Regions from separate parts of the Homo sapiens genome. Here region 1 is linked to region 2. A link is an interaction called in ENCODE POLR2A ChIA-PET data of the cell type or tissue named here. Cell type or tissue: PC-9. All regions are shown on one strand.

Evidence for each region. Peaks named below come from ENCODE experiments on the same cell type or tissue, not always from the same donor. Only the 100,000 strongest peaks of a DNase experiment are listed, where the experiment ranks them.
Region 1: POLR2A ChIA-PET joins it to region 2 with 6 read pairs; 3 of 35 experiments call an interaction of 5 or more read pairs at or near these places.

Annotation. Positions count from the first base shown.
Region 1 is chr2:239,384,845-239,392,844 of GRCh38, forward strand. All of the region lies in intron 1 of HDAC4 (histone deacetylase 4), which reads right to left. Among named protein-coding and RNA genes, the nearest start is that of HDAC4, 12 kb to the right of the region's middle. RefSeq lists an enhancer at 1,049-1,899. In PC-9, a CTCF peak has its summit at 5,789; no DNase peak of the experiment used is centred here.
Region 2 is chr2:239,242,741-239,250,740 of GRCh38, forward strand. All of the region lies in intron 2 of HDAC4 (histone deacetylase 4), which reads right to left. Among named protein-coding and RNA genes, the nearest start is that of HDAC4-AS2, 53 kb to the left of the region's middle. RefSeq lists enhancers at 1,131-1,828, 4,371-5,570. In PC-9, no CTCF peak of the experiment used is centred here; DNase peaks (open chromatin) are centred at 3,881, 4,211 and 4,961; H3K4me3 peaks cover 2,815 bases; H3K27ac peaks cover 4,224 bases.

The DNA of each region.
Region 1 (8,000 bases), 140 kb after region 2:
TCCAAATACATCAGCCCTCGGACCAAGCACCAGGAAGATGAGACACAGGCAGGACCTGAGGAGGGGCTCAGGGCTCCTCTCTGCACCCCACCGGGCCCAGAAACTGATGGGGAGGTGCACACCCAAGGGCTCCAGCGAGCCAGGATACAGGAGAACAGAACTGCGGACATTTTGTGCACAGGGACAGGGACAAGGCTTCCATGGAAGAGCCCTTCCCATCCCTTCCCTTCCATCTTGGCTCTCTCTCCTGAGAAGGGCACCTTGCTTCCCGGCCGCCTCCACAGGACTGGCACAATCGGAGGCCCATAGCCCCTGACTGCTTTGCGTGGAGGCCCTCTCCCCAGCATCCCCAGCACCTCAGCTGAAAGGTCTCCTCCAAGCCTCAGGAAGAAGCCTTGCCCTCAGCTTCCCTTAGCCAGAGGCGACACTCTTGGAGCTCAGTACATGGGGGCACACAGCGGGCTGGCTGCTCTCAGCAGGAGGAAGCACTGGCTGGCAGTGTCAGGAGGTTCCGGGGGCCTCCGGGTCACCTCCGAGGACTGAAGAAAAGGAGGCTCCTGGCCCACGACTCTGCCCAGCTCAGCAGCGGGGAAGCTCTGCCTCCACCCGGCTCCCTGTTGGTGGCCAGAGCGGGAAGGCAGAGCTAGAGCATGGAAATGAGTGGCCACAGGGGCCCCTGTTCCCTCTGAAGTCTCAGCCTCAAGCCCCCTGCCTGCCTGTGCCAGGAGCCCTTGCAGCTTCACGTGCACAGCACAGCCTACCAGTGGGCAAAGCCGGCCTGTGATAAGGAACACGCACACGCCTGTCCCTGATTCTACAGACGCCACCCCAGGAGCCCCAGAAGGACCATGTGATACAACAGGACACAGGGAGCCTGACTGCAGCCTCGTCCATTACTCACTACAACTCACAAAGGGGACAGGAGGCCAGGCAAGCCACGGTGAGTGCCGAGGAAGCCACGGAGGCTGTGATGACCCTTCCTGCCGGTACAGAATCAAAAAGAGGCCACTGGGCCCCGGAAAGCGGTCCAAGACAGTCTCCTACAGCTCTGCTCTGGGAGCCCCAAACAAGCCCCGGAGGCAAGGTAAACAGAGGCCCAGGGACAGGAAAGCTCAGGTGTGCCCTAAACAAGGGCTAAACAATGTGGCCAGACCCAAGGATGAGGGAGAAGGAATCTGGGTCGGGGAGGCTGGGCCAAACCCTGGAAGACCCGGCAGGCAAGGCAGAGGGGCCTGCGTTTTACTCTAGACAATGATGAGCCACAGGATGCCAGGACCAGGGCAGAGAAGGAAGGCTGAGAGTCGGAGCACAGGGAAGAGAGGCTGGGGCCTGTGTCTCGGAGGTTCAGAGCCACTGTCAGGTCCCAGTCCTGACTGTGCTGCTGGGGCTGGGGCGGCCGCACAGGGGGAGTCAAGGTCACAGACACTGAGACTCAAATGCTCAAACGGAATTAGAGGCATCCTCAGTTTCTGTACGAAAATGGGTGGCACTGGAGGGACGAGGAAAGACCAAAGAGAGATGGGTCACACCAGAGGCAGATGAGTGTGTCCCAACCACGGGAGGAACCACATGACAGAGGTTCAAAACCACCTTCCCAAGAGGAGCGTCAGCTGAGGGTGCAGGTCCTGGGGGCATCCCGGGGTGGCCGGCCAGGGGAGGGTGCGAGGCCTCTGGAGCCCACGGATGTTGGTGGGTAAGGCGTCCATGCAGAGGCATGCTTGGAGCACCACTGTGTGTTCCAGACAAGCCGCCAGACCACGTCTGGGCCTGAAATTTAACAATGTAATGCACTGTAAGGAAATCCCATGAGCACCGGCTTTAGGTGTAAGAGCTTGACTTTCATAAACAACGTAGTCACGACCTAGAGGAGCAAGAGCCACATCCCAGACACAGTACCGAGAACTTCTGCTCGTAACAAGGCTGGCCCTTGTCCAGAGACAGCCCAGTTCTAACAGTGAAAACACAGTGGTCTCCCTGGAGAGAAGAGAAGCTGGGTGAGAACTGTGCATGAGAGAGGATTTCGCCACCCTCACCACCATCAGATGTACCCATTTTAGAGAAACTCCACCCTTCCTCATTAGGTGGCAGCGATCAGAGGTGAGTGGCTGTTCTGGGTTCACCAGGAATCACGCCAGAGGAGCCAGACTGCACACGACTCCAGTGCGTGAGCACGTGTGTGCAGATGTCTGTCCGTGCGTCTATCTGTATGAGGGTGTGTGCGTGTCCGGGGAGCACGAGTGTGTGGGTGGGAATGCTTGCTGTGTGTGGCACGTGCACACGCACGTACATGTGTGTTGAGGAGGAAGAACACTCACTAGGGCTGCAGTCCTAGAACTTCAGTGGGAGCTAAAGACAGAGAAGAGGGGACTGCTCACAAGTGGCCTGGATGGGGTCACCCACTGAAGCAGCCGCGGGCCCACAAGCACCAGAATGGCTGCAGCAGGGGCTGGAGAGTGGCCAGAAGATCCCCCGGTGCACCCAGGCCAGGAGGCCACTTCCAGCCTCAGTCCCGCCGCTGCGTGCCTGGCCAGGACCACAGGGCCGGCCGCCACCAACGCAATGCCCAGGAGAGCCTCCCACCCCTTACTTTACAAAACCCCCCACCTTCGCCTGGAAGAAACCTCCTCTTAGAGGTGTGCAGGTTTGAGGTTCTCTGCCTCTCCCTCCAGCCTAGAGACAGGACGAGGCACAGCACTCTGTGACCAGAGAAAGCTCCAGCCTGTCTTCAGGCAGCATCTGTGCCAGCCTTGTGCCCCAGCTGACAGGGACAATACGCTTTATACCCAAAACAATTCAGCCAGGGCAGGGATACTGCAATTCTGATCGTGTGGAGAAGAAAACCGAGGCTTAGAGCGGTTGGGTCAATGGCACCAGAGCAGCTGGAACGTGGCTCCACCAAGATGCACCTGGGCCCTAAAAAGCCTAAAAAGCCGAGCTCCTCCTCACTCTACTTTCCAACAAGAGTGCGCCCCTGGAGGAGCCGCGCCTCCTGCCTGGGGCTCATGGTTCCACCACGCATTGCAATGGGCACTAAGGGGAGTGGAAGGCGTGGGCTCAGGAGCAGCAGCCAGCTCAGATCCACACCCCCACCCCACCGCTCTCGCTTGGGGCCGCAGTGGCCACAGGTATCAGACGGGAGGACGGGTATCCACGCCACAGGTGTGCAGGGACTAACGGACCACACGTCATAACATGGGGCCCAGCACACAGAAGACACCCACTGCAGAAACATGGCAGGACGCGGCTGGGCAGGTCCTCCCTGAAGCCGAGGGAGGCAGCGAGTTCATTCACCTCATAGCACCTGGGGTTGGGGAAAGGCTGGGCCATTGACCTCCTGTGTTACTTATCCTGACAACAGTTCTTCAAGGAGGAAACCCTGAAGTCTGCTTTGCAGATGGGTGGACCCGGATGAGGGAGGTGGCAAACTGACCACTGTGGCTCTCCGCTCGCTGGAGGGCCGCAAGCCTGGACTTTGAAGCTCATCCACCTAATCCCAAAGCACATTCCTTCTAACACACCACTTGCCCGCAGGGAGGCAGATGCGGTCAGTGCGGCTTCCAGGACTATCTGGGCCCGGGCCACGTTTGCATCGGCCTTCTCAGGCACCTGCCCACCTCTGCATGGGACAGATGAGCCAACATGGCTCAACCCTTCTCTGGAGCATCCTCAGATGACCAGCAGAGCCTTGGTCCTCTGGGTGACCTGGGTGCCTGGCCCCAGAGGGCAGCTGGACCGCACGGCTGGAAGGACCACCCTCTGGGCCCCCCTTTGGCAGCCATGGCCCTGATCCGTCCTCCACCATCCTGTGGGTTGGAGCCCCCACCCCGCCCCTTGGGGTCACTGGGCTGCAGCCGCAGGGACTCTGCCACACAGGCTCCTCCCTTCCTGGCCCCCACTCCCCACTCTAAGGGCCCCAGGCTTCTCTGCATCCAGCCAGTCATCAGCGGAGGGAGTGTGTGGAGGGATCTCCCTGCTGAGCTGCCATTACTTCTATCCACCTTTCCCACTGGCCATTTTGGCACACTTGGGCTCTGACTTCCAGGGCCCCGGGTTTTCCCAGGAAGCAGCAGAGACACAGGGAGGCCACTGTGTGTTAGTCTCCACTGCCAGAGAACCCTGCCGAGGGCTTCTCCCACAGGCCCTGGGAGCCCGCATTCTGCCTCTGGGATTGAGAGGTGAAGCCAGCTGGACTTCTGGGTCGGGTGGGGACTTGGAGAATTTTTCTGTCTAGCTAGAGGATTGTAAATGCACCAATCAGCACTCTGTAAAAATGCACCAATCAGCACTCTGTGTCTAGCTAAAGGATTGTAAATGCACCAATCAGCACTCTGTAAAATGGACCAATCAGTAGGACGTGGGTGGGGACAAATAACGGAATAATAGCTGGCCACCCCAGCCAGCAGCGGCAACCCATTTGGGTCCCCTTCCATGCTGTGGAAGCTTTGTTCTTTCGATCTCCACAATAAATCTTGCTGCTGTTCACTCTTTGGGTCCGCACTACCTTTAAGAGTTGTAACACTTGCCGCGAAGGTCCGCAGCTTCATTCTTGAAGTCAGCAAGACCACGAACCTGCTGGACAGAAGAAACCCCGGACACATCTGAAGGAACAAACTCCGGACACACCATCTTTAAGAGCTATAACACTCACCGCAAAGGTCTGCAGCTTCATTCTTGAAGTCAGTGGGACCAAGAACCCACTGGAAGGAACCAACTCCGGACACAGGATGGGGCCCACCCTGCCCTCCTAGAGGCCCGCTAAGGGATTCTGAGGCGAGGTCCGCAGAGCGTTCAGTGTGGCACCCATGCACACTGAGCCCACACCAAGACTATTCTGGAACTGCTGCTGGGATTCATGAGGCACGAGGAGCTAAATTCACTGAGGACGCTACTGGCGGCTTTCCTCCTCAGCATCTGTCCCCTTCCCCCTTCCTTCCTGACATCAGTGAATTCCATACCAGGGAGGCCAGTTCCCCAGCCGGCTTCTGGAAGAGGCATGTCCAGCACCCAGGCTGAGCCACTCGGTGCGCTCTGCACCCCGGTCACAGTGACTGGTTCAGAGTTCAATACGTGGCTGGAGCCAGACCGAAGGAGAGTGAATCCAAGACTTGCTAAGACAAAGATGCTGTCCTTCCTGATGGGTGTGAACCAGCCAGTGTATATAACCCTGGGAGCAGCGGGCAGGGCCTGTGTATCCCATGAAGCTGACTCTCCCCAGGTAGGGCAAAGAAACAAGCCCCAGATGACACTGTGGAGGAGCTGGATCAAACAGTGCCTGAATACTTCCTCCTCCGGCACTTTCTAGGAAAACAAGCCAAACAATTCCCTGAGGCCACAGTACCTAGCGAGATCCTATCTGATGGGGAGCTACCAGAAATACCTCCCTGCTCAATACCTCCCTCGAAGCCAGCCAGGTACAGTACCTCACGCTTGTAATCCCAGCACTTTGGTAAGCCGAGGTGGGCAGACTGTTTGAGCCCAGGAGTTTGAGACCAGCCATGGACAACATGGCGAAACCTCATCTCTACAAAATATACAAAAAATTAGCCAGCCATGGTGGCATGCGTCTTTGGTTCCAGCTAATCAGGCAGCTGAGGCAAGAGAACTGCTTAAGCTGGGAGATCAAGGTTGCAGTGAGTGGTGATTGTACTGTAGTGAGTGGTGATTGTACCAGTACACTCCAGCCTGGGCAACAAAGCAGGACTCTGTCTCAAAAGATATATATATATATTGGAAGCCACCCCCAAAAATCCCCTTAGAGTGCCTTTCCCACCCTCCACCTGTGGAGGAGCTGTGCCCACAGGGGCACCATGCGGCCGCAGCCCCAGCCCTGACCTCTCCCATCTCCCTGTCCTTCACTGCCCTCCAGAGCGGCACTACCCCTCACTTTGCTACCAGGAGCCGCCACATGCCTGGAGCCCCGAGCCTGGACCTGAGCACCCAGCCACGCAGCCTCCCTTGAGACACTGCAGCCACACCCGGTAGCCCTCTGACCAAGGCAGTGGGCAAAATGCACACAGTCCTTCAGGGTCCCTGCTCATGCAAATCAGAAGCAGTGAAGACGGGACAGAAAGAACCAAGGGGAGGGAAAGCGGGGCAGCCTGGATTTACGCACAGCCACAGTCTCAGGGCAGCTCCCTCTCCCAGCACACTGGGAAGCATGACAGACGGCAAAGCCGTGGCACAGTGTCCATCAGACCGCTCGAGTCATCCTCAGGGCCAGGGGCCTCGGCTCGGCCTCGATACGAATCACACTGTGGCCAAGGCGCAATCTGGACATGCCATAGCAGCTGAGCCACCATCACGAGCCGGGCTCTGCATACCGGGTAGGGACGCTGGCCCTTCAGGTCCCTAACAAGCGCAGCATGCCCTGGGGGCTGACAGTGTCCGTGGGAAGCATCACGGTGCTTCTGAGCTTTCAAGAGTCTAATCTCTGTAAACTATGACACAGTCCCTGCAAGGACAAAGGCAGACGAGAGCTTGTTCTCAAACTGTACTAAGGTCCTTCGGGGAGACGTCCACCACACCACGACCTGCTGCAGAGACACCCTGAGCAGGTGCAGGAGCTTCAGAAAGTCCTGCAGGTGCATCCAAGGCCCGGTCAGCAGCAGGCCCCGGGCAGGGGACATACCCTACTCCTCATTCCTCCCAAGACCTGCCAGCAGAGAGGGCTGTGTGTCCTCAGAGCCAGCGGGGGAGGAGGAAGAGGAAAGCTGAGTCTCTGCGGGAGAGACACTCACTCAGCAGATGACAAAGGACTCACTGAGGTGATGGGGTCATGACAGTGAAGCTGGGATCTCAACCGATGCTCACTCAACACCCCAGAGCCATGGAACACAGGACATCACTGCAAATCACTCTTGTCCACTGCAGGCACATTGGCAGTGTGACGAGCAGGAGAGAGCACATCCACCAATCAGACCCTTCACCCCACACCCACGAGAGCACCGAGGAACCAGGAGAAGGATACGTGAAACAAGAGAAGAGGCCCTCCGCAGCTCCCACGTGCCTCAGCTCTGGCCTCCGCTTAACCAGAAGAATTCTGAAAACAGAACTTCGTCAGAACGCAGCCCGCGTGTGCTGAAGCTGGCACGCTGACATGGAAAGACACTCTTCTTCAGGGAGGGACCGCGGGAAGCACTGCACATGGTTGGTTGTGAACTCCGAAGCCCAAAAGGTCAACATCCCCACCAGCTTGGGAGGTGAGTTGGATGCTCCCACACCAGGCCCCATCCTGCCCGGGCCACCATGCCGGGCAGGGGTGGGATGGCCCAGCCCGGCTGCTACCCTCGGATGGCAGCGGGCATGCACGTAACGGCTCTGCAGGTCAGCTGCTGCCCCAGCCAGCAACCGAGCTACGCTGGGCTGTGCTGCACACTCAGGGGCAAAGGAAAGCAAGCTGCTTCAGGGCAGGCACTCGAAAGGCGAGAAGACACAGGCACCCCAGTGACATCTCCTTTGATGCATCCTTCTGACCTGGAGAGCCAAGGGGCGGATTCCAACACAGAGCCCTTGAGCTGGCAAACAAGTGTTCTCCAAAGAATGGGGACTGTGACCACCTATGAGGATTTTTTCAGTGCAAAATCTGATGTAAATTTTATAGTAGAGGGGGTTTTAATATGCCAGAACCTCCCAATGGTTTTCTTTATGGCTCACTTTAAAGGTCCAAAAGGTCAGAGGGCCACCCACATCCTGCAAGCAAGGAGGCACAGTTGGCATCACTAATTAAGATACACCCCGCTTGTGTGGACCCACAGGCCATCTTCCCCTCCTTGTCCACAGCCCCCAGAGGTGGAATGGGGGTCAGCCTCCTTAGAACACTCTAACCCCTGAGCTTACGGGGCTCGGACATGAGTCCTGGGGGTGGGTAAGTCCTCAATAGCCAGCTGGGATTAGCCCCAGGCCACAGGGAGGACTGAGGCTCAGGGGCCCTTGGCCACGCTCTGCTGACCTGCTGGGGGCCCACTTTCTGCCACTTGACTTACATGGCACGGTGCCAGCCA
Region 2 (8,000 bases):
CTGGAAAGTGTATTGCTTGCTGCAGGTGTCCAACAGGTAACTATCAGATTAAGGAAGTTCCCATCTACTCCTAGTTTGCCAAGACATATTTTTAAATCACATGTTTGCTTAACTGTATTAAACTTTTCTGCATCAATTCAGCTTATTAAATAATTTCCCCTTCCATCTGATAACGTAGTAAACTTTTTTTTCTCATGTCAAACTAACTTTGCATTCCTGTGACAAACCAGCGTGGTCAGGCCCAGGGGGTTTTTGGGAACAGGAAGGCAGCAAGAGCTCCACACAAGCTACACCTAAACTCTTTTCCACGCTTGATTCTGAAGACTTGGAGACCTCAGTCCCACATTTCACCTTAGCACCTCACTTCAATATTTCGTTATGAGCATAAAATGAGAATTGGATAAATTAACATTCCTTTTTTTTTTTTTTTGAGACATTGTCTCGCTCTGTTGCCCAGGCTGGACTGCAGTGGCTGGATCTCAGCTCACTGCAAGCTCCGCCTCCCAGGTTCACGCCATTCTCCTGCCTCAGCCTCCCGAATAGGTGAGACTACAGGCACCCGCCACCAAGCCCAGCTAGTATTTTGTATTTTTAGTAGAGACGGGGTTTCACCATGTTAGCCAGGATGGTCTCGATCTCCTGACCTTGTGATCCGCCTGCCTCGGCCTCCCAAAGTGCTGGGATTACAGGCGTGAGCCACCGCTCCCGGCTGGATAAATTAACATTCTAAAGTGTGTTTGGTGGGGGGTTGCTGACATAGACAAAAACAATGAAACCGCTGTGACTCAAGAGTAGTATAGGTCACACCTCACTGTGCACACCCCACTGTGCTAACAGAGCTGCTTTTCAGACACGGGAACGGAAGCTTAGGGCTACTGGGAAACAGTAACGACACAGTCTTCATTGCAGCCAATCTCCCCATCCTTTCATATTTTTCAAACAAAGGTGTTGTTTTAGAACAGCTGTGAGTTTATAGAAAAATTAAAGCTAGTAGAGACTTATCCTATACTCTGCACCCTCCATGCCCTACAACTAACATCTTCCATTCCTGTACTCTGCACCCTCCATGCCCTACAACTAACACCTTCCATCAGGATGCTGTGCTTAGGTGTCATGACAGAAAAAGCCCGGACTTGATTCAGATTTCCTCCGTTTTTCCCTGGTGCCCATTTTCTGTCCTAGCGCCCATCCAGGGTCCTGCCTCTCTTGGCTGCAACAGTATCTCAGACCTTCCTTGTTTTTGACCACCTTGACAGCTTTAAGCAATCCTGCTTGGGTATTTTATAGAATGTGCTTCAACTGGGGTTTGTCCCAGGGCCTCACTGGGACTCCAGGGACTGAGCTGCGTGAACACCTAAGCAAGGGCTGACGTCAGACCAGAGAAGCCCCGATACCTTCAAACCGAACTTCATGGGCAACGGCAGAGTTCCCATGGTTTAAAGAAAGAGCTTAGCCTTAAAGCAAAGACAAAAGAAACCACTTGGTTCTCGTGTCTGGGGCAAAAGGACTTGTCTTTTGCCTGAATAAGGAGGGACGGAAAACTCCTTCTGCTGGGAGGATTGGCCATGAGGAAAACAGCCTCTTGGCCTGCACCAAACTGGCAGGTGTCTGTGAGAAAGCGCTGCGCGAGGGCCCATGTGGCCCACCAAGACCTGCACCTCCTGGAGGGCGTGGTGCGGTGCACACTCACATGCAAACCTTCCCTCCACACGGCGTGTGAGTCAATGTGGAATGAAGTGGGTATCTATTTGGGTTTGGGGCCATCATGCCATCCCCTCAGGCCTCTAACCTGTGTGACCAGAGGTAGTAGAATTTTACTGGCACTCTGATGCCCTTGTTCAATTAAATTATAAAAGGAAGTTCAGTGGGCTGAAATGTCATGGCTTGGAAACAAAATGATCTACAAGGTCAGCCAAATACTCAAATTCCCCCTAGGTCCTTCCCCTGACCTGAACCCCCAGAGGGGTCTCCATCTGCCACCTCAAGCAGGACCTGCACCTGCGCTGGCCTCCTCCCAGCTCAGCCTCCTGCTTTGCTGAGTGACCCCAGCAGCCCATCCTCCCTCCACTGTGCGGCCCACACCCTGGCACTACCCCTGGGCCTGGCAGATACTAGGCATAGGCTTGATGCTCCATAAACTTGTGCCCACCCAACCGGCCCTCCCTGGGAGCTCTGCTTATAGCCTCGAGCATCCCAGGCCACTAGATTCTGCTTTTCCCCACTGCGCAGGTTACTGAAAATTACCAAAGTTCCATAACAGTGCTTGCATCTGCCCATTAATAGAAATTAAACTTTAATGAGTAAGTGCTGTGAATTCCTCAGGCATGTCCAACATAGTTTATGTGCATTTATTAGAGAAAATGAAAATGGAAAAAGATTCTTTCCCTAAGCAATATTTTTCCTTCAGGGTAATCAGGCAGTCTTAAAATGTCAAGGATAACCTAAGAAGTATTCCTGTTGTCTCTCCACTAAGAATCAAAACTAGCTGTAGCTGCCGGCTTACAGGAAGTACGGGTTTGGCAGAACCTGCTAAAGGACACTGGATTGGCTATGATCAGTCAAGCCCTGAAACAGAAAATCCCAGGACAAAGGACTCAGTGAGGCGGAGAGTGGGCAGGGGAAATTTCAGATATGCCCACCAGTCCCGATGTTTTGGTCTGGATTTGAACAACTGGCTGTAAAAAGACAGTTTTTAAGACAACCAGTAAAAATTAAACATCGTTTGGGTATAAGATGATATGTAGGAATCATGATTCCTTCTGCTGAGTGTGATAATGGGGTTGGATCTGTTAGAAACACACATTCAAGTATTTAAGGGATGGTGCTGTGGCCTCTGAGATCGGTTTTAAATTCTCCAGAAAATAAAGGTGTGGAGAGATGAAGTGGTCACGATGGAGAGCCTCAGGGATTTCCTGGCGGGAGGTGGCTGTGGGCACTCGCTCTATGCACTGGTCTCTTTCCTTTCATATATCTTTGAAACTTTTCATAACAATTTTTCAAGAGATGCCAGGAATAAAGACGAGCCTGCCCCCACCTTCTATTCAATATGTCTTTCCTGAGCATCTGCTGGGTGATCTACCTAACTTGTTCCTTCACGAATATCCCAACAGTCTTCAGTTCATCCCCAGCCCCTATGTGTTCAAGCAGACACACACGTCTGGTTCACAGCTCAGCGAGCAGGCCCTGAGCGTCTGGGAACGTGAGAGTGAGCAACGCAGAGGCCTGGCCCCGGCCCAGCAGAACCGGCAACCCACACTGGCTGCCTGCGTCCAGTCCCGCCATGGGGTCTGCCTGGTGCCAGCACCTGCCCAGACACAGGGCAGAGGAGACTGCAGGGGGGTGTCCAGCTGCTCTCACGTGCCAGGCCAGGCTTGCTAACACCTGTGGCTTAGTCGGGTGATAGGGACAAAACGTGCAAACTGAGCCCGCTGGACACGCAGACTCAGCAGGCAGGCAGAGCCCGGTGGGGAGGCAAACGCGGGCAGGAGTGAGCCACGGGGGAAAGGGAACAGCAGGTTACTCGGGGATTTTCCCAGGGAAAATGTGGCAGTGGAAACACAGCACCTCGCCCCTTCCCCTCCCCCGTCGGAGAAACCATCCATGCACCCAGGAGGCGTGGCAGCCGGAGAAGCACCGGGGTTGCTGCAGGCCACAGGACGCGAGGAGCAGTGTCAGGAATCAGTGTGGAAAAGGGGCTGCCCGGGGGCTGAATGGGGCTGTCCTGTTGCCACAGGTCCTGGCACCGAGCATAGAGCCAGGTGTGTGGGCGGGGGCCGGCCAGGCGCTGGCTGAGCAGGTGATGGCCACGGCGCCGGCAGGAGTGAAAGCAAGCCGCTCTTCCTGCTCCGCAGGGCCCTGCTCTGTGCTCTAAGGGCCGGAGAACAGCGTTTCCTGGAGGGAGTGTCTCAGGGCCTCTCCTAGACGGTTCTGCAGGGCCTGGCATGGCCAGGCTGCTTCCTCCCTAAGTAAGACAACACGGAGAGACAGCTCTCAGCTACCCCTACCTACCAAGTGGCACAGGCCAGCTGAAGCGTTCATAAGTGATTTAGCAAATCAGGAGAAAATGTCCTCGCCTGCCTTTGAAAACAGCACCATCTCTGCTCCTGAGAGGATGTCCACTGCCCAGTGGCGAGGGCACATGTGGGTGCGTCACTGCACAGCTGTGCTGTACAGCGCTGGGAGCGTGCGAGGAGGATCACCTGGCATGCACCGTGTGCAGTTTCACCAGAGCCAGTGGGAGGAGTCACACACAACAGACGTCAAATAGGAACGCTGCAAAACACACAAATAGCATCTCCACAGCTAATGTAAAATAGTTTTCTGGATAGGTTCCCTTCAGTTAATGATGAAAGGTGATGCAGCTATCGGCAATGGCTGGAGACTAGCTCTGCGGTCTGCTCGTGGATAACCGCGCTCCCTCGCTGCCGGGCCACCCGCACAGCCGGGCAAACCAAAAGGCCCACTTTTTCATGCTGTACCCACCACTTCTGTTTCCCCGCAGGCATCCTACTTTCTAAACTAACACCTTTTCACTCCCGAGAATTCTAACAAATATTATACAATTCCTACCCGCATCTACCCTCCACCTGGACGTAGAACCCGTGTGGGAGGCAGTCCTGCAGGGTTTGGGGTGGAATATCCCCCCTGTCGAGTGGAGACGAGGCTGACATGAGGAGTGAATAAACGAACACAGATAAAGAACGAGGCACACAGTACGTGCGGGGCGAGAGACTCCCTTTGCTCCTCCCGCTTCACCTTTGCTTCAGTGCCGCAGCCGGGGCCCGTGCCCTCCACGCCAGGGCATCTGAGCCGAACAAGCTGCTCACCAAACGTGACTCAGCAACGAAAACCACTATACAGACGAACCATTCTCCCAGAATATTTTCCACACTGCTGAACATCACAAACTCGCTAAAGGTGCTTGTGGTTAGGTGGCAGGAAGCTGGAAAATAGGTGCATGTTAATAAGTAGCTCACGAAAAATGAGTCACTAATTTAGAACAATAAACTCAAAGTGGCCATTTGCGGAAAGTCTAGGCAGGCACATTAACTGCGCGGCTGGGAGCATCAAAGCAGAGATCCCTCCCTGGAGCGAGGTGGAGAACGGAGGGCGCTGACCACAGTGGACCACACCCTCTCCTCCTCTCACCAAACCAGACCTGAAAGCACCGCTCATTCTCTGTGCAGAAAAAGGATCCTTTGATGCCAAGTTTAAGGCAGCATTTCGGAAGTGACCAATCTGTGGTCAGTGGCCAGTGAGATGGGGAGAGAGTGAGGCTGGGGCTCCCCCAGCGCCCATAACACTCGGTGATGTTCTGTGCGAGTCAGGCTGACCCTGCCAGCAGCTACCCAAGTGACAGGCCGGTGGCTTCACCCAGCAAAAGTCTGCTCCAAGGTGCTTCAGCCAACACGCCCCTTGGGTTGAAAGACTTACTCCTCTTGCACTTTTTTTTTTTTTTGAGATGGAGTCTCGCTCTGTCACCCAGGCTGAAGTGCAGTGGCGTGATCTCGGCTCACTGCAACCTCCGCCTCCCGGGTTCAAGCAATTCTCCTGCCTCAGCCTCCCGAATAGCTGGGACTACAGGCGCCGGCCACCACGCCTGGCTAATTTTTTTGTATTTTTAGTAGGGATGGGGTTTCACCGTGTTAGCCAGGATGGTGTCAATCTCCTGACCTCATGATCCGCAGCCTCAACCTCCCAAAGTGCTGGGATTACAGGCATGAGCTGCAGAGCCCGGCCACCTCTAGCGCTTTTTAGGACAATATTTGCCTCAATTCACTGAAAATGTATTTCATTTTCTAAACTATTGTTGCCATATCTTGCTAGAACTAAACATAACATCCTGCTTACATTCTAAATGAGAAACAATAACAGCTAAGTAACTCCTAGCAGGAGCTGACGATGGTCAGGCACTTATCTCTGGGTTTCATTCACAGAAGTAGTACTCATGGTTCTCACCAGAGAAATAACTGGCACAGATACTGTTATTGTCCCCATTTTAAAGAAGCCAGGGAGATGATAAAGACCATCCTGATCAAGGTTGGGACCAACTTTCAAAAGCAAACTGACCCCCACTCTGCTGTTCTGCCTCTCCACACGGACTCATTCAAGCCTCAAGGTCAACATCCCATCACTGGCTCATTCATTCAAGTTTTCCTGAACTAGCGATTAAGTGATGGCCACAATTTTGGGGACACAGTGTTGTAAGTCCCTGCACCCCAAACTTCCACTGCTGAAGAGGTGATGACACGTAAATTAGAAGACCGTGTGGGATCACGTGCTGGAATAACAATCACGCAGGCGGAACACGGCAGGGACTGTTCTTTTAGACAAAGTGACCTGAGAGGGCCCTGTGAGGTGGTGGCATTTGAGCCGACACCTGAAGGACATGTGGGATCAACGATCCCAACGAGGTACACACGAGGTGGAGGGAACAGCAAGGGCAAGGCCTGGGAGGGGAACAAGCCTGGGGGTTCCCACGGGGCAGACAGAGGAGACACGGCTGCAGGTCCGAAGGCCATGGTAAGGACCTTCCATTCCGACTTCAGCCACCATGCGGAGTGTCGCCCAGGGCGGGGAGGGGCTGCGGAAGGCGGGGGAGGCGGAGAGAGAGCTGGGAGAGATGGGGAAAGGGATCCATCAGGACTCTGCGATGGACTTGGCGTGGGTGTGCCACACTCACCCAGGTAGGGAAGACAGAGAGACTTGAGTGGGGAGAAGCAAGCCGGAAATCCAAAATGCAGATTTGATGGAACCTGCTGATTTTAAGAGAGCCAATCACCATTTTGAAGAGCAAACAGTACGTCTAAACCTCCTTTGAATCATTACTTTGTGACTTTCTCAGGAAAAAAAAAATCCAAAATGTTCAGAATTTGTGTCAATGGTTCAAAATTCAAGTTCTCCATATTCTACAACAACATGTATTTCAGCAGCATCCTTTACTCTACCCGAAATCTCACTATCCAAATACCACGCCATCCTGGGAGGGGCTCTAATCTTCTAAAATATTTATTCATTCCTTTAGCTGAGCTATTAAAGAAAAAAAAAAAACAAGGAGCTGAATATTAAGTGACACACACTGCACTCAAAACTCTTGTGTCAGGAAAGAATGTGCACAAAATATACATAAGCAGTGAAGACTCGTTTAATGTGTCAGCTGGCTGCTCCACACTGGTTCTGCCGTCTCTCACCCCGCGACAGCTGTGCTCCTTCCTGCTGTGACGCGTCATCCAAGGGGAAGCTCTGCTTCCGGGCCTCCCGCCTCTGGAAGGAGGCCGTGCACAGCCCTCCCGCCTCTGGAAGGAGGCCCAGCGCAGCATCCTCCGTGATGGCCACCGCGGCCTCTCCCATCGGAATTGCAGGGAATACCCCGCTCCACATCTCCTATGAGGATGCGTGGATGTCCTCTGGTTAAACAAAGCACCCTGCTTTTATTCCATGACTCTGACAAGCACTATCAGGAGACACGTGTGGTCCAGACATCACCTTAGGTGCTGAGAACCCAGCTGATGAAGACACAGAGTCGGCCCCCAGGGGTCCGAGAGGAGAGGTCCAGGTGATAACATCACTGTGTCTTCAGTACCCGGTCTCTAACCCTGCAGGTGGCTCCCCAGAGATCCCGGGGCCACCTGGCCAGAACCAGTGGGGAAGAACAAGGAATTGAAGGCTGTGAAAATGTGACATGAGATTCAGATAGTCCAGGGCCCCGCACGGCCCAGCTCCAGGCAGTCAGCTCCACGTGCCTTCCTGCCACTGGGGCTGCCACTGGCTGGAGCCTCCAGCAGCTTGTCTTGGGGCAGACACAGTGGGTACAAAATCAAGCACTGGTTCACACAGCAGGCCATTCTCCTGAAGTATCCAGAAGCTGCTATGGGTTCAGCGTGCACTGGCAGTGGTGACACAGGCATCGGGCCTCCTTTAGAGGAACGTCTTGGCCTCTCCAAGGAGAAGGGGCCAGAAGAGGCACTTCCTCCCTGGGACCTCGACAGAAAGGACGGTTT